2 separate regions of the Homo sapiens genome follow, and region 1 is linked to region 2. Evidence: read pairs that join two places in POLR2A ChIA-PET (ENCODE). Cell type or tissue: PC-3. All regions are shown on one strand. Links, peaks and the distances in the headings refer to the core of each region. The heading gives the core; the rest is flanking DNA. Region 1 overlaps DENND5A (DENN domain containing 5A). Region 2 overlaps DENND5A (DENN domain containing 5A).

Region 1 (9,199 bases), core at 2,847-6,846, 58 kb after region 2:
ATATCAGAAAAAGCTACAAAAATGGGCCAGGTGCAGTGGCTCACACCTGTAATCCCAGCATTTTGGGAGGCCAAGGCAGGTGGATCGCTTGAGGCCAGCAGTTCAAGACCAGCCTGGGCAACATGGCGAAACCCTGTCTCTACTAAAAACACAAAAATTAACCAGGTGTGCTGGTGCACGCCTATAATCCCAGCCACTGGGGAGGCCGAGGCATAAGAATCACTTGACTCAGGAGACGGAGGTTGCAGTGAGCCAAGATCATGCACTGCACTCCAGCCTGAGCGACAGAGCAAGACTGTCACCAAAAAAAGGTAATGTTAGAGTTCATCAAGTACACAAGGGATAGAAGGGTATTTTGGGGACAAGAAGAAAATGCACAAAGACATGGAGATAAAAGAAAACTTGGAAAATTTAGGAAATGGTAGGTGGTTAAGCATGACAGCATGACAGAGAGTAAGATATGTATATTAGGAGATGATGCTAGAAATATATCTAAAAACCAGATACATGCAACTTTATACCTAAAAATAAAACAAACTTGTAAATAGTATTGGACTATCACCTCACAAAATTCTGTCATTAGTAAAACTTCTTTTCACATCAAAAAGTATGCTCATTTCATATAAACCAAGGAGATGACATAATCAGGATAAAGATGTACTGTTTTCACTCTAATTCAGAGGGGTTATATAAAGAAACTTGGATAGTTAAACGAACTGACCTGAATCAATCAGTTCCCATTTTCCAGTTTTACATGAACCTGGCTATACAAATAAAATATGATATCCTGGGTTAACAAATACAAGGACCTATATTATATTATATCTATTAGCCTTAAACTTGACTTCCCAAAGGCTAGGTATTTCTAGAACATAGCATGTTAAAATGAAATAAACGCTAGACTAGGAGTCAAAAAACTTGAGGCTCTCAAAGACAGTTTCTTCATCTGTGAAATAATAATATAGTTTCCTCTCCCTACTTCACAGGGTTTTTGTATGCATCAAACAAGACCATCCTCTAAAAACTACAGAATGCTATTAAAAATGTAATAGAAGGCCAGGTGCAGTGGCTCACGCCTATAGTCGCAGCACTTTGGGAGGTCAAGGTAGGCGGACTGTTTGAGCCCAGGAATTTGAGAACAGCCTGGACAACAGAGCAAAACACTGCTTCTATAAAAAAAAAATCCAAAAAGTAGCCAGGCATAGTGTCGTGCACCAGTAGTCCCAGCTACTCGGGTGGCTGAGGTGGGAGGATCACTTGAGCTCAGGAGGATGAGGCTGCAGTGAGGCAAGATCACACCACTGCTCTCCAACAGCCTGGGTGACAGAATGAGACCCTGTCTCAAAATCAAATGTAATAGAGGCAGTACAAAGATAAGGTTAAGAGCAGAGGTCTGGAACCAGACTACAGTGCTCAAACTCCAACTCAACTACTTATTGGCCATGCGAGCTTGAATACATTACCTAACCTCTTTGGATCTTAATTTCTTCATCTGTAAAATATGTACGTGTGTATGTGTTTATTTAATACTACCCATGTAAAGAGTACTGTAAGGATTAAATAAGTTAATTCATATAAAATGCTTATTAGAGTGCCTAGCACAAGGTGAATATTCAATAAAGGTTAGCTTACTCTAGTGGTATATTCTTCCACATGAGATTTTTAAATGCTGTCCTATCTAAAATTATGATGAAACAAAAAAATGAAAATAAAATTATGATGAAACAAAAATACCCACTTCTGTCATATTACTTAGATATATACAGTGCAGAATGAAAGAAAACAATTTTAAACTAGTGAAGTTTAAAATTGACTCATCATATAATCTCAATGCAATAAATAATCAACAGATCAGGACCACAAAATAAGTTCACTGACACAATACTATGTATTTCTCTGACACAACAGAAACACATTATAACTTTTAGCATATTTAATATATTCTGAATATTTGGTATTTTGACCAAAATGCAGAATAATAAACAATATGCATTATAATCCTTTCTTCAAAAGTTATTGGTATTTGGTGGCACCACTGCTACCACAGCCTGAACTCACAATCCTATTATAAATTACTCTGTAAATTATCTCATACTTGTGGCTAACAAATACCAACCATTCCTACTGCATCTTGGTCAAAGGGATTCCATTCTACGTTCTCAGGATATCGTGCAAGGACCTTAGATTTGAATGTTCTTCTCAATGGTGTCTGCTCAAAATTTTCTCCTGTAAGAAAAAGAATGAAGTAAATCATTTCTACAAAATCCCTTTAAGTCACAGGGTTATAAATGTCTGAGCTTGGTAGTCCAGCAAGGTACAGAAATGAAGGCAAGGGGGTTAGTATGCCAACCATCTAAGAATAAAAATAGGAAAGGCATTAAAGTTATTAGGTCAGTAAAGAAGCTGAAAAAGTATAGCATGGTTAATGTCAGACATCACTAGCTGTCAGTTCTTCTTCAAAATGAAATTACTACTCAAACCCAATGGTTAATTTTCATGGGAGAGAGTGAGAAAGCACAAGGAATGACAAGGATTGTATCTATCTTTTTTTTTTCCCTGAAAGCCACATTTAATTTGCTTAAAGTCAACTAAAAACATCACAGAAGCATATTTTACCTAAAATTCAGAATAAACTATGCATTTCAATGATCTCTGGGAAAAATACAAAGAAATGAAAAGATGTAAGAACATTAACGAAGCAGATTTCAGGGTAAATCTAATGAGATATTCTGTCAATTCAGAATTACTTGAAATTTCTGGAATTGTCCTTTGTTTTCCCATTCCCCCTCCTAAAAACACTAAAGTATATTGAAATAACAACATTAAAGTGAAGAGAGAAAGAACCAAAGAACCCACCACCTAGAGGGATACAAATCTGAAAAATCTAGTGGTCAAAAAAGGCACAAGAAAGTTAGAAGGTCAAAGGTTACAAAATGCCACTGGAGAGATATATGTAAGAACCATTAGAAAGCTTTGGGTGTTCTCAATTTTGTTTTGTTTTTACCTTCAGTCGTACTTGAAATGAAAGGGCTGGCACCATCCCTGGCTTTAGAAGCCTGTATGTACTGGCATAATGCTATATGATAAATGAAATAACAGAGTATTACAATAAAGCAGTGTTATTCAAACTTTTTTGACCATTATTCCAGTACAAATTACATTTTACATTATGAAACAATAAACACATACATGTATGTGTATACATAAATTTACCTAAAGCAAAAATTTCACAAAACAATACTTACCTTTACTATATATATAATGTCCTCTCATATTTCCTACTCTATATCATTAAAACAAAAAATGCTGACTGCAGACCTACTAATTATCATAATTCAGTTTGAAAAACATTATAATACGGTATAGTAGAACGAAGAGCTCAACTGATACCAAATTACTATAAAGTCACTAGTGCTTTATCTAAAAGTATACTATCCCAAATATTGCTTTTCCTAAGGAATTAGGGAGTGTGGGACAAATTAAATGCATATAAACAGTTCAAACAAACAAATCTCAGGTGTCGGGGGAACATAATCAAGGACAATTCAAGTGAAATCTATACCTGTTTACTGAGTAATCAAGGGACTTAGATATTGTGAGGAATAGAGATGAACCAGACAAAGCACATACCCTCAATGATCTCAGTGTCAAATATACAGGAAAAAGAACATACACATACAAATAACCATTTCACAGGAAGGCTATTATCTGGGAGGCTCCAGATCTTTCACCTACGTGGCCTAACCATTCAGAGTACACTTGCACAGGGTCCTGTTTGCGTGTGCTAGTTGACAGAATAAATTCTGTTACAAATGTAGTTTTTCTAAGTTGGTCTGGAACCTAAAGGGACTTGTGGTTATTAAGGAAAATGCATTCTTCACTATCACAGGATGAGATGCACCTAAGTCAGAAAATCCTTTACCCTAAATCAATCCCAAAGGCACCTCAAAAGTTTCTAAAAGAGAAAAGTTTATAATAACTCTAAGGCACCTGTTCCAGAAACTAATAATAATTCCAGTCAGAAAGTTACTGCTTTTATAACTACAATCTCTCCTCTATTTTCTCTGAGGTTTTGTCCATCATCAGAAGCAGCAGCTCACTTATTCACAATTTTCAAATTCTGATAGGACCCAACCTTCTTTCTGTTATTAAAAGCAAGTGCCACAATTTCATTCCTCTTATTTCCTGATCCTTCTTCCAAACAAATTCTTCTGAAACTTTCTTTTTGAGTAAATTTCGTCCCTCAAAATACATTTGGTAATCTTCACTAAAGACTGGCAAAAATCAGCAGGCAGCTGGTAATAGCTGCAGCAACAAGGCCTACAGCTTATGTAGAGCTAGGCTCAGAGCTTTCTGTAACACCTGCAGAGCCCACCCATGGTAAGCCTGCACTTACTGTACAAAGTAATTAAGCAGCAAGCCGCTGACATAATGATCTCGTCTACAGTCTGAAATTCTTGGGATGTATTTTTAAACTGCATTCATGTCTGAAAGAAGATAACTGTTTCTTCCTCCTAAGCTTCTTCACTTTCAGTTATCAGTTTGTTCATTTCTTCCTAACTAGCCAGAAAATCCCCTCAGTAAAAACCACGAAATATCACAACAGAGAGAGGAATCAGGACAACTATCACCGTTCTCTGTAAAGGAAAGACGCCTTCCTAAAATGGCTCTAGGCGTCTATGGCCATAACCACCCTAAATGCGCCTGATCTCATCTAAAATGGCTGTAAGGAGCTCCCTAAGACATGACATGCATGTGTGAGAAGATAGGAAAGCTGAGTGATTAAGGGGAGAACTTTTTAAAAGTGAGATGAAGAATGGAGCCAAAGGTGAGCATGACCAGCTGATCTGAAGTGTGGTCAAAAGGGAGAGAAAGGCTATGAATCACTGGAGAAGTGATTGTTAGAGCCTCTGTCCCCACCACCACCTCTCCACATCTGCCCCTTCTTTAAATTAGCTAAGGGAAGAAGTCTTGTTAAAGAGTCTGGTTCTAAATAAAGGACTATACGGGGTGCCAAAGTTAGACAAATGTCCTTCTGTGAATTAGACTGGACCAGTAGCAAGAGCAAAGTATTTTCTCCATAAGGGGAAAGGAGATGTATAAAGAAGTATGAGGGCCCTGAAAACAAATCATATTCTCATTTCAGCCGCTCTACAAAGAGTGCCAGAAAAGGTAAGAGAAGGGGATTCACAAACCTAAGATTTTTTTTAGTGAAATGATTCACTCATCATTTACTTAGGGCTGAGTTTTAAGAATAAACAGTAAGGGGCTGGGCACGGTGGCTCATACCTGTAATCCCAGCACTTTGGGAGGCTAAGGTGGGTGGATCACTTGAGGTCAGGAGTTACAAACCAGCCTGGCCAACATGGTGAAACCCCATCTCTACTAAAAAATACAAAAATTAGCCAGGCGTAGTGGCGGACACCTGTAATCCCAGCTAACTGGGAGGCTGAGGCAGGAGAATCACTTGAACCCGGGGGATGGAGGTTGCAGTGAGCTGAGATCACACCATTATACTCCAGCTTGGGTGACACAGCAAGACTCCATCTCAAAAAAAAAAGAGAAGAAACAGTAGGAAAACTTAATCCTCAGAAACACCTACATAGGCCCACCTCCTGAAACCTGTGTATCACAGGTACCTTAAATTCTCAATTATTTAGACCCTTGGAAATTCAAACAATATTAGGAATATGACATCACCAACATGACTGTCCTATTGTCCTAGAAACAACGACTAATTATTTGTTCAACACATATAGATTATACAAACATCAGCAGATCCAGATATAAGATCTAAAGCCCATTTCCAAGAACAATTTCAAAATTAGTCAACTATGTGTGAGTCTATCTTTGTGAATCTGCTTCCAAGGAAGTACAGTTCAAATCAATCATAACAGACTTTTTTTTAAAGCATACATGCCTTACAAGAACTTCTAATAGGTTTTTTATCTGTTCTGTTTTGACCAAGCCAGAAATAAATCGACATTTGTTGTTGTTGTTGTTTTGAGATAAGGTCACACTCTGTTGCCCAGGCTGGGGTGCAGTGGCACAATCACGGCTCACTGCAGCCTCAACCTCCTGAGCTCAGGCTATCCTCCCACCTCAGCCTCCAGAGTAGCTAGGACCACCACGCCCAGCTAATTGTTTAAATTTTTTTGTAGAGTCAGGGTCTAGCTAGGTTGCCCAGGTTGCTCTCAAATTCCTGGGCTTACGCAATCCTCTGACTTCAGCCTCCCTTACAGGCATGCTCCACCACACCCAGTTTAAAGACATTTTTATATCTGGCCTCTTGAAGGTGATAGGGAGGATAATATAAAGATCTGTGAAACTACAATGGGAAAAAATTGATTTTATCAACAGAATATTTTATGTCTAGTTCATACAGATTCTGCTTCCAGTCATGGCAGAGTAGCTCCCTTCAGACCAACTTTCCTGCAGACAAGTATGAGCTTGTCTGGAGAATTAAAAAGCAAGAAGATTCTCAAGTAGGGAAGAAGGTCAGCACTTCAAAGAAGGTAATGATACTGGGTGAGTTTCCCTTTTTTATGGCTTCCAGTCAGGCAAGTACCTGTCTGTCATAAGAGGTGGGTAAAACTCAAAAACTCATAATCTTACTAGCTTAAGAAACCAGAGGGCAAATTTTAAGGCAAACCACAGCAGCTGGGAAGTGAAAGAGGGAGATTCCAGAGAGAACCACAGAAGGGAAGACCCAAAAATCTGTGTACAAACTCTGCCTACAAACCTGGCTGATCCCTGAAACACGCATGCATGGAGAAGACCCCAAGCAGCCAAGTTAAGGGTAAAAGAACTGAACTGAAATTTAAGTTGCCACCCACTACAGGGAAACAGTTAACTTAAAAATAATAACAATAATAATAATAAAATAAAAAAAGAATGCTCTCTGGAGGGAGGTAACAGAATCTAGTTCTTTACAATCCAGAACTGCTCAGCATATAAAGAAACAGGAAAATATGACCCATTCTCAAGAGAAGAGTCAATCAACAGAAACCAACCCTGAGTTTACTCAAATACTGGAATTAGCAAACAAGAATTTTAAAGCAGCTATGATCATAATGAATGAAAAAATAGATCTCAGGCCAGACATGGTGGCTCACTCCTGTAATCCCAGGACTTTGGGAGGCCGAGGCGGGAAGATCACGAGGTCAGGAGTTCGAGACAAGCCTGGCCAATATGGTGAAACCCCGTCTCTACTAAAAATATAAAAATCAGGCGGGTGTGGTGGCGTGTGCCTGTAGTCCCAGTTACTGGGGAGGCTGAGGCAGAAGAATCTCTTGAGGTTGAGGTGGAGATTTCAGTAAGCCAAGATCGTGCCACTGCACTCCACCCTGGGCAACAGAGCAAGACTCCGTCTCAAAAAAAAAAAAAAAAAAAACAGATCTCAACAGAGAACAGACATTACAATGCAGTGGGCTGGCTTAAAAGCAGATTGGAAATGACAGGAGAGATACTGACCTTGAAAAATGAACAACAAAAATTATCCAATCAGAAATACAGACAGAAAAAAGGATTAGGAAAAGAAAGAGCTGGCTGGGCGTGGTAGCTCACACTTATAACCTCAGCACTTTGGGAGGCCAAGGTTGAGAGGACTGCTTGAGGCCAGGAGTTCAAGACCAGCCTAGGTAACACAGCAAGACCCCATCTCTACACAATAAAATGTATAAATTAAAAAAGAAAAGGGCAGCAGGAGAGAGGACCTCAGAGATGTGTGGGGCAACAAGTCTAACATAATATAATTGGAGTTCCAGAAGGAAAATAGAAAGAATGAGGCAGAAAACAATATTTGAAGAATTAATAATCAAAATTTTCCCAAATTTGGTAAAAGACAAAAATTTACAGATTCAAAAAGCTCAATGGACTCCAAGCAGTATAAATGCCAATAAAATAATACACAAGTACACCACAGACAAACTTCTAGAAACCAATGATAAGAGAGAACCTTGAAAAGAGCTAGAAAGAAAGGATACACATTATATTCAAGGGGAAGAAACTGAAATTACTACTGCCTTCTCATCAGAAACAATGAAGGCTAGAAAACATGGAACAACACAAGTACTGAAAAAAAAACACAAATAAATAAAAATCTGTCAAACCCAGAATTTTATGAACAGAAAAAATATCCTTCAAAAATGAGGGCAAATTAAAAACATTTTCAGGCAAAACAGAGAGAATTCATCACCAGTAGACCTGTACAGGAATGAGAAAAGCCAATCACAACAGGTTACGTATTGTGTGATTCCATTTATATAATATTCTTGAAACAATAAAATTAGGGAAACAAAGAATGGTGGGGAAGGGGGAGAGTTGGGTGGTTGTGGGGAGAGGAAGGTAGATGGGTGTGGCTATAAAAGGGCAACCCCAAGAATTCTTATGGTGATGGAACTCTTTGATACCTTGACTATATCAATGTCAAGTTCCTGGTTCTGATTTTTTTTTTTTTTTTTTTGAGACAGAGTTTTACTCTTGTTGCCCAGGCTGGAATGCAATGGTACAATCTTGACTCACTGCAACATCCACCTCCCAGGTTCAAGTGATTCTCCTTCCTCGGCCTCCCGAGTAGCTGGGATTACAGGTGCCTGCCACCACATCCAGCTAATTTTTTTGTATTTTAAATAGTGACGGGGTTTCACCATGTTGGCCAGGCTGGTCTCGAACTCTTGACCGCAGGCAATCCACCCGCCTCAGCCTCCCAAAGTGCTGGGATTACAGGCGTGAGTTTCTGATAATATCTATATAGTTCTGCAAGATGTCACCAATAAGGGAAGCTGGGTAGAGTGCACAGGGGATCTCTCTATTATTTCTTACAATTGCAAATAAATCTATAATTACCTCAAATTTAAAGTTTAACTTAAAAAAAAAACACCTTTTTTTTAATGGTTCTAACAACCTCTCAGGGTTTTTAAAACAGAGGCTGCAGGCAATATATTTCAAGCATTCAAAACTATACTGTGGGCAGGGTACGGTGGCTCACACCTGTAATCCCAGCATTTTGGGAGGCCGAGGCGGGTGCATCAACTGAGGTCAGGAGTTCAAGACCAGCTGGGCCAACATGGTGAAAACCCATCTCTACTAAAACACAAAAATTAGCCAGGCATGGTGGCAGGTGCTTGTAATCACAGCTACCTGGGAGGCTGAGATGGCACGATCGCTTGAACCCTGGAGATGGTGGCTGCAGTGAGCC
Region 2 (9,199 bases), core at 3,147-7,146:
TGGCCCCTCCTCAATTTCACTCCTCTCAGGCTTACCACCCAAACATCAAAGATCCAAGCCTATCTGTAGGCTCAGAACTAAATGAACCTGTTCGTTAAACAATATCCCCAACTCCTAACATTGTACTGAACTGCTTTTTAGAGCACTCTTCAATCTATCATCTCATGAACCCTAATAACAATCATAATCTTTGGAGAGGAAGTATTGCAATCCTTTTTCCAAGGCACAGAGAAAGAAAGTTTGCCTCGGGTCTTCTAAATTCCAGTCCAGGGCTACTTCTATTAAGCCCACAGCCCTAGTCTCTAAAAGGGAAGATGCAGCATCAGACAGAAACAAGAGTCCATGCTGCTGAGTAACTGGCCAAAGAACTAGCCATGTGGCAAACTCAGAGACTACCCTCCACCCAGTAGAGAATCCTGGCATCAGGGAAAGAAGAGGCTCAAAGGGAATTAGACCATATTGAACCCTCTTCCCTCTTCTGTAAATAGAGAGACTGGGACTCACAGCAGGATAGACTCTGCTCACAGACACATAATGAGTTAGCCAAAGCTGAGCCCAGAATGAAATCTCCCACTGGTATCTGGAGTTCTTTCTGCTACCTCAGAAAAGAGCTCTTTTTCCCTTCAGCCTGGTTTGAAACATTCTGTGATGCCAAGTGAGCCTCTCAGGCGAAAACAAAAGGGAGATTCTTTGTGGGTATGCAGGGAGGGAGGTAAACTGCATCAGCTCAACTGACTCCACTCCACCTTCATCAGCTTAGGCTCCCAGAGCAGTGCCTAGGACAACACCGACAACACAATGGCAAAAAAGACTGAGCTCTCCAGTTCAGAACAAGAATGAGAAACTTCAGAGAAAACACAGCCTCCAAGGAGGGCAAGTGCACCTCTCTCCCCACAGAGGCAAAAGACAAATAGAAAGTACAAGGGATAATCTTCTTTCTTTAAAAAGGGGACAATGAGTGAGTCTCAGGCAGGTTCATAAAGACTGCCTTGAGAAGGCCAGCTGGGAGCACAGGGCTACTCACGGATAGTTGTGAAGACATTGGTGAAGCAAAAGTAATCGACGGCATTGAAAGACAGGAGGTGATAGAGGAACTGCTCCTTCTCGTCATCACAGCGCAGGAAGGCATAGCGCTTATATAACTTTCTGTTGGAGAGGAGGTAATACATCAGTCTCCGACCAAAAGGAAGGGAAAGAAACTAGAATTTTCAGTTCTGGAAGGAGACAGCTAAGGGAAGCATAAGATGTCAAGCTTCAAGTTCCTTAGGTTCACCCTATAAAGGAACAAAGCTAGCTACTCTAACTAAGGGACAGAGGGACAACGGTTTAAGCTACAGCAGGAACAACAAAAATCAAATACTGCCTGTGTCCAAGGTATGTTGATGTTACTATAATATCAAGTGTCAGAAGTCATGAAATCTCCTTTTCTAAACTGAGGGCTGGAATGAAATTCCATCAAGGATGACACAGGTCTTCTCAGGCTTCTAGCTAGGCTGTCAGCTAGTGTATGGTGTGTGAGTGGCAGTGGATGAAGGTCTGTGGTCACCATTCATCACCAGGCCTAGTTTCGAACCCTGAGTAGATCTGAGAGCCACAAGTCAGAACACTGCTCTGAATGGGGGTATAAGCCTAGGACAGATTCAGAGGCGAGAAAGGGCAGGCTTCTGCTCCCGCCTCTGATCCAGGTCACAGGCAAGGAAGAGCCATGCAGATCATATCCTTCCCCTTTTTTCAAACTTTCTCCCTTCATTTTCACTGCCTATTCATCAGAGGTCAACTCCTTTGCCTGACATTCCAGGCCCTCCGCAGCTTCAAAGCAATGATATCTTCCCCCAAATAGAGGAGACACCCAGAGCCAAATGTACAGGCCTTCAACACAAAGAACAAAAGAAGACAACTGTCCTGGTTGTCCAAGCTGCAATCACCATGGCCAGACGGGTACAGAATTCAGAACTGTGAGGTTCTACCTAGCCAGGTTTACAAGGCACTTTCAACAGATAATTTATCAACCCAGGCCTGTTATGTCCAGGTGCTGGAGAGGAAAGCGCCTATCCTCAAATGCAGTCTAAGTGAATAAATCAGGTAAAGGCCATGGTATAGGACTGCTCACAATGAATAATCAAACAAAAGGCTGTTTCTGGGAATTTAAAGAGCCATACGCTTCAGTGGTCCTGGAAGGCCTTCTAGAACAAGAGGGACCTGAAGGGCAGCAGAAATTTAGACAACTGTTGTACAGACAGGTTTGGAAACCAGTTTGGCTGGAGTTGAGGGTTCAGGGAAGTGATCAGTTAGCAATGAGACTAAGAAGTTAAGCTACTGTACCAAAGGTGTCAAATGAAAAAAAAAAAAGGCTATTCAAATGAAGGAAGGTCCTAAAATTTTAAACTAAGGAGTTTGCAATCTGCCCAGTAAGTAAGGGGTTTCTGCAATTTGCCCTAGAAAAAGAGACAGCCATGACCAACTTCAGGAAATTTAAATTTAGTGCAGGTGAGAAGTGAAAGGGAAATGAGGATTAAACTAAGTCTGTGCAGTAAAAATGGTAAGGAGACAGGTGGGACAGAGGTGAAGAACCTGAAACCTGTATGTGGGAGATAAAGCAAAGCAAGGAGTCAAAACTGACTCCAAATTTTCAGTGTAGGTACGGAGAAGAAGTGGGGGTAAGCTTTTCAGAGAGCACAGTGGTGACATTAACAAAAAATCTGAGAGTAAAGTAGTTATGGTGAAGACTCTGTGAAGCTTGCTTTTGTTCTCTCTGAGCTAAAGATAGAATATCAGAATGGAAATAAATGCAGGAGTGGAGTTTAAAAGACATGTCAGGGCTAGAACTTCAGATGTGGGCATCTCCTGCTTAGAGGTGAGAGAAGTCATGAGAATTGGGTGAGATCACCAAGTAAGAGAGCAAGCGAGAAAGCAACAAAGAAACTGTGTGCATGCAAAGAATTGAAGATGGTGAAAGCCAACACTGTGCAAAGAGTAAGCGGAGAAAGAGAACAAGATGGTATAAGGTCATGGCAGCCACATAAAGTGAGTTTCAAGGTAAAGGGGGCACTACATGGTATTAGTCACTGCAGACAAGTTAAGGAGAAAGAGTTTAGGCTCCCTATATGGGAGCTAACTCATTTCTTCCTTTGGAATTTAGAATTCAGTGGGTCCCATGAATACACAGCCCCCATGAATATACAACCCTGCCTCCACCTTATCCCATCTCCAAGCTACAAACAGTCTTGGGGGCTAGCTGGAAATCCCAGAGACTGAGGGACATTCTATCAAGATATACTCTTCATAGACTGTCCACCTCCTGTCTGTGCAGCTAAGCATACCTTTTATGTGGGCTGGCTGAATCCCTAGTGGATGCCAAGCAACATGCTCAGCCTTGGGAAAGGGACAGGTTTATGCCTTCAATGAAAGCAAACTTCAGTAAGTAGCAAGCAAATAGACAATGATAATACAACACATCATGGTGAAAAGGGGATGAACAAATATTCTAACAAATGTTATGCATGCCTGGAAGAGGGATGAACCACGTTTCTGGGGAGTCCAGGAAAACTCTGGGAAAGAAAACTGAGCCCTGAAGAAGTTTACCAGGTAGAGTGTGGACAGGGACTAGGGTCATGCAGAAGTACAGACAAGAAAAGGCTACAGACATCCCGAGAGGGGTGAGGGGTATGATGTGTTGAACAAGAGAGAGAAGAGGACATCTCAGAAGTTTCCTTTTAATTCTCCAATCCTTTGCTCCCCAGAACAGGAAAGAGACAAAGGAAACGCCTTATGTCCAAGAGGTATACATGTCACCTGAATACAGGAAGGAGAGGAAGACCTCATCCTTCCCACTACCTCTCCAAGAAAGCTAGTTTTGGGCATGCAGGTTGAGAAGACAGGGAGAACCAATATAGCGGAAGTATTCTTCTACTGATAAAAAGGGAGAAGAGGAAATACTGCAAAACCTTCATAAGCAAAGAGGTTAGCTGAATGCAGCAGCAATGTCACACTGAATACTCCCCCTTCCCACACAAGTTTCCAATCTCTTCCCTCCATTCCTGGGAGCCTGCTTCTACTCCTGGCGGAGCAGCCTTACTTGGTGAGCTCATGGTCTGAGAGGAGCTGCTTCAGGTGTCTGGAAAGTAACTTTTTTTCCATGGACAGTCGCACCCATGCTCTGGCCTTTCCCACATCAGTCTTGATTTCCCCGATGTTCTGGATGTGCCTGGAGGAAGAATGTAAAAAGGAAGTGGAGGGTGGGATGGGAGATGAACTCACTGCCAATAACTTACCTGTAAAGCCAAAGGAGACCTGCTGAGACAGACTTATCTCACCCTGGGAGAGCCTATCTCTATATTCTCCAAATACTGGGCTTCCATGTAGCTTTACCAGATAGGCTCACCATATTTTGGGAGGAAAAAAGACAGTACAGCCCTTAAAAAGCCAGGCTAACTCTGAGCCCTTAGGGCCTGAGATACTCTCCTATGCTCCCTCACCTCCAAAAATGCCAGGAAACCCAACGGTTTGTACAGCTTTACAAATGTATTATGAAACACAAGGCTTTGTGATTAGGAGGGCTTCCATGTTAGCTGAGATGCTGTAGCAGCCACTGAGACCTTGTTACTAAAAGTGGACACCTAAGCAGCAACTGAAAACAGGATTTTAGTGGCTTATTACATGTGAGCCCATACTGACCTCATATCCTGAATCAGGGAGATCCTCAGGGGAGGCATGAGTGAGCTGGCATCAGACTTCCTACGTTCTGAATCAAGAAGTATTCCTAGAATAAACAAGTTGGTCATGTCCAAAGAGATCTGAATATCCAAATAGCTGACTGCCCTTCCCTTACCTTAAATCACAAATTGCTATGGGAAACAGGTGGTTACACTGGTAACACTTTAATTGATTGTTTCATAAATATTTATGAAATTCCTACTAGAGACCGAATTTTACATTTTTATGGATATTATCTCATTTAATTCTCTAACAATTTATAAGGTAGCCAAAAAAGATATCACAATTTCCCCCACTTAACAGAGAAGGAAAATGACATTCAGAGAGGTTAGCTGCTTTGCCTATGTCACCAAGCAGCAAAGTCAGTACTGGAACACAGACCTCCTGGCTCCTAGTCTATCATGCTCTCACCATGATCCACAGAAGCAGTGCTTCCACTTGGAGCCACTACTCACATCCTGTTCTGGCTTCACAGCAGCCTACAAAAGCCCAAGAGAATATATAAAGAACAAGAATGTTCTGGTTCTGTTCCAGAATGATAGGACCTCTAGGAGAAGAGAAGATATAATACCTTTATATCCTCATGTCTGGCCTAATGTTTAAAACTTAGTATTTTCATCATCAAGCTGTTGAGAATTTTTGGCTACAGTTTATTCCTCAGCAATGACTTCTATAGCATTCTTAATAAGAACCTGCTTTTACACATCCAGAAAGCGGGCCAAAAAAATTCCTCATAAGCCTACCTGGAGAACTCTTGTCTCTAGTTTTCAGCCAATTATCTCCCCAGGTTCAGTGCTAGTTAAGGTCAACTAGTTCAAGGGCAACGAGTTCATGCCCATCTTTTTACCCCATTTAACTCACCTTTACCATTAAGATAAAAACATCCAAGAAAGGTAAACAAATGTCTGGCAGAGTGGAGAACAAAGGATGATGTGAAGGGGAGATGCACCCAAGAAGTAAAAGAAGCAGGGAGACTAGCCTGGAAAGGACACTGTAGGATGGTCTAAACATCAGAGCAGGAGATAAGATGACTGGCTCTTGTTTGGCCTCTTCCATGAGCTCACTTTGTGATCTTAAGTAAATTCAATTCCTCTCCAGACTCGTTTCCTCCTCTTGTAAAATAAAGGGCCTGGACTAGATGACCTCTGGAGTTGCCACAAACTCTGACATTTTTATTAGGTTAGAAACAGAAAGGAAGTATAAGGGATCATTCACACCAGGACTTGACTTTGAGGAGGTCCAAGGAAGGACACTGACCAACAGCTCTCTTGACTAACGGGATAGATAATCATAATGCCCATGTCAGAGAAATAAAACAAAAGACTCTGAAAACAGCCTGCTCCAAACCCAGGACACCAGTACCACAGTAAAACCCATATTCATTCTGAGACTGGCCTCTTGCCCAAATAAATTTTCTATCTTGCCGATAAAAAGGGTATAGAAATACATAATGAAAGCAAATGCCATGGTTTTGGTATGCTCTGTGGTTCAGAGAGTCTGGTGGCTCCATATTTAAAAGAGAAAACATTCCAGAGCAAAAGCTTCTTCGACCTGGAATAGTTTGCTTCAAAGTGATCACGCCAGTGGGTGATGGAAAAGTGGAGAGAGGGCAGACTCTCCATTGCAGAGACTATCTTACCTGAGGTACTGAGGCTTCCTGATGTGAGTTTTCTCTGCCGGTTGTCCTGATAATGTAACAGGTGGGACCATAAGGCTGATTTCCCCTGGAACCAATGCAAGGGAGAAACACCTATCAGTTTAGATTTCAGGGGTCAAGGCTTTCAACATACAGATAGAAGCTTTTGCTAAAAAAATATATGTACTGTTTCTTGTTTCAATGTACATCCAGGACACAGTGTATGCAAATATATCAATTTACTAAAATCCAGAAGAAATATAAACAATGGAAGGTAACAGAAAAAGGAAAGGGTCCCCTACTGGGAATAGAAAGGAGATGGGAAAGAGAGCCTGGTAAGGGACCAGTGGATAAGAAAGAAAAAAGCAGCTGGGCACGGTGGCTCACACCTGTAATCCCAACACTTCAGGAAGCCGAGGCGGGCAGATCACTTGAGGTCAGGAGTTCGATTCCAGCCTGGCCAACATGGTGAAACCCTGTCTCTACTAAAAATACACAAATTAGCAGGATGTGGTGGTGCATGGCTATAATCCCAGCTACTCAGGAGGCAGGAGAATCACTTGAACCCGGGAGGCAGAGGTTGCAGTGAGCCTAGATCGCACCATTGCACTCCAGCCTGGGCGACAGGGTGAGACGCCGTCTCAAAAAAAAAAAAACAAAAAAGAAAGAAAGAAAAAAGCAGGCCAGGCACAGTGTCTCACACCTGTAATCCCAACCCCAACACTGGGAGGCCAAGGCGGGCGGATCACTTGAGGTCAGAAGTTCGGGACCAGCCTAGCCAACACAGCAAAACCCTTACTAAAAATACAAAAATTAGCCGGGAGTGGTGGCACACGCCTGCTGTCCCAGCTACTCGGGAGGCTGAGGCAAGAGGATCACTCGAACCGAACCTGGGAGGTGGAGGGAGTTGAACCTGGGGGGCAGAGGTTGCAGTGAGCCAGGATCATGCCGCTGCACTCCAGCCTGGGTGACAGAATGAGGCTCCCTCTCAAAAAAAAAAAAAAAAAAAAAAAAAAGAAGCAAATGACCTATCATCCTCTAAATGGTCTGCTGGTTTTATGTCAGCTTGATGGCTTTTGCACAGAGGAGTGGATATCCAGCCTATAAGCTTCCATCTTAGCTCCTGAATTTCCTAAAATATTTAAAGTTATTCCTTTAAATATTGTTCTAGTCCTGATTTTGCTACTTGGTGAACTAGGCAAAGCAGTTTGGTGAACTTCTCTGAATGTCAGTTTCCTTCTCTGTTAAGTGGGGGAAACTGTGGTATCTTTGGCTACCTTATAAGTTGTTAGTGCAGGCCAGGGAGAGTAAGTCATCACTATAACAAGGATTTACTATTGAAGGTATAGTTGAAGAAATGTGCAGAAAGGTAGGCTGGTACTTAACTGCATGGCTGAAATAAACTACAGTCAATATAATAGAACCTTGGCGTTTGGAAAGGTAAGAACTGCACTTTAAACCATTTGAGATATGTAGCAATTTGTCATTTTGCCAAGGCACAAACCTGAATAGTATTTGCAAGCCTGATGTGAGGGAGTAATTCACCTGGGTAATGAGTGAGCCCAGCTGGTCACCCAGCAACTGCTTTGTCTCTTTCTAATCATCGTTCAGTACATCATAACCCTTGTTAAGTGATAACTTTATTTCAGATTCATGGTAAATGTTCCCATGCAGATAATAAAATAATATAAAGGTGGTATGTTTGTTTTAGTAAGATTACAATAATTTTATAAATGACTTTGGTTCTATAATAATGATAGAAGCTACCAGGTCTTGAGGCTTACTATGAACTAAGCACTATGTCAGATGTTCAAAATACAATATTTTAATTAATGCTCCCAACAGTCTAATAAGGTAGATATCTCTATCCCTATTTTCTGTAGAGAAGAAGAAATTGAGGATCGGAAAGGTTAAGTTAACTTGTAAGAGGTCACACCGTTAGTAAGCAGAGTGTTGGGATTCAAGCTTAAGTCTATCTAATGTCAAAACCATTGCTCTTAATAACTATGCTACACGAGATGCTTCTGAAAAGATCATTTAACTTTTTAAGTTATACTTTCTGAGGAAAATTTTGTGCTATGGAATTAATGTGAAGATTTAAGGTCTTAAGATATACCCCATGAGAATACTGAGGGTCTATTTTGTTTCTATTCACAAACTTGATCTACTCTGGGGAAAAAAAAAAACAAACATCTGAATGGTAGGAAACCCTCGCTATAGATCAGCAAGCTGTCAAAATAAGCTTGCTGTATGTTTGTACTTCCTACAAAATTCATAAACTTAAAACCCAACAACTTCAAAGACAATTTTTAAAATATATAAAAACTAAAATTAGAAAATACCAGGTTTTATTCATCCAAATAACAAATATTTGAAAAAAAAAATGTCTAACAACATTAATGAGACTTACAAATCCTATACTAACTGCTTCTAAGAAGGTCTATTGTTTCCTGTTGGGAGCCAAAAAGAAAAAAAAATTTTAATTTAAAAAACTTAAAAAAAAAAAGAAGGTTGACTGGGCGCAGTGGCTCACATCTGTAACCCCAGCACTTTGGGAGGCCGAGGTGGGTGGACCACCTGAAGTCAGGAGTTCGAGACCAACCTGGCCAACAGGAGGAAACCCCATCTCTACTAAAATACAAAAATTAGGCGCGCATGGTGACAGGCACCTGTAATCCCAGCTACTCAGGAGGCTGAGGCAGGAGAACTGCTTGAACCCAGGAGGCAGAGATTGCAGTGAGTCAAGATGGCACTACTGCACTCCAGCCTGGGCAACAGGGTGAGACTCCATTTAAAAAAAAAAAAAGGTCTATTAATGTATCTAACAGATAATATAAGAGCTTAAAATAT

What was found. ChIA-PET counts read pairs that join two places held together with the same protein. Peaks named below come from ENCODE experiments on the same cell type or tissue, not always from the same donor. Only the 100,000 strongest peaks of a DNase experiment are listed, where the experiment ranks them.
Region 1: POLR2A ChIA-PET joins it to region 2 with 5 read pairs; 3 of 35 experiments call an interaction of 5 or more read pairs at or near these places.

What each region holds. Positions count from the first base shown.
Region 1 is chr11:9,204,557-9,213,755 of GRCh38, forward strand. DENND5A (DENN domain containing 5A) reads right to left here. Exons shown (of 23, transcript NM_015213.4): 2 at 3,005-3,076; 3 at 2,117-2,226. Among named protein-coding and RNA genes, the nearest start is that of DENND5A, 56 kb to the right of the region's middle. In PC-3, for the core only: no CTCF peak of the experiment used is centred there; no DNase peak of the experiment used is centred there; H3K27ac peaks cover 349 bases.
Region 2 is chr11:9,146,006-9,155,204 of GRCh38, forward strand. It overlaps DENND5A (DENN domain containing 5A), which reads right to left. Exons shown (of 23, transcript NM_015213.4): 13 at 6,353-6,437; 14 at 4,675-4,759; 15 at 4,076-4,204; 16 at 1,025-1,146. Among named protein-coding and RNA genes, the nearest start is that of SCUBE2, 59 kb to the left of the region's middle. In PC-3, for the core only: no CTCF peak of the experiment used is centred there; a DNase peak (open chromatin) is centred at 4,696; H3K27ac peaks cover 1,332 bases.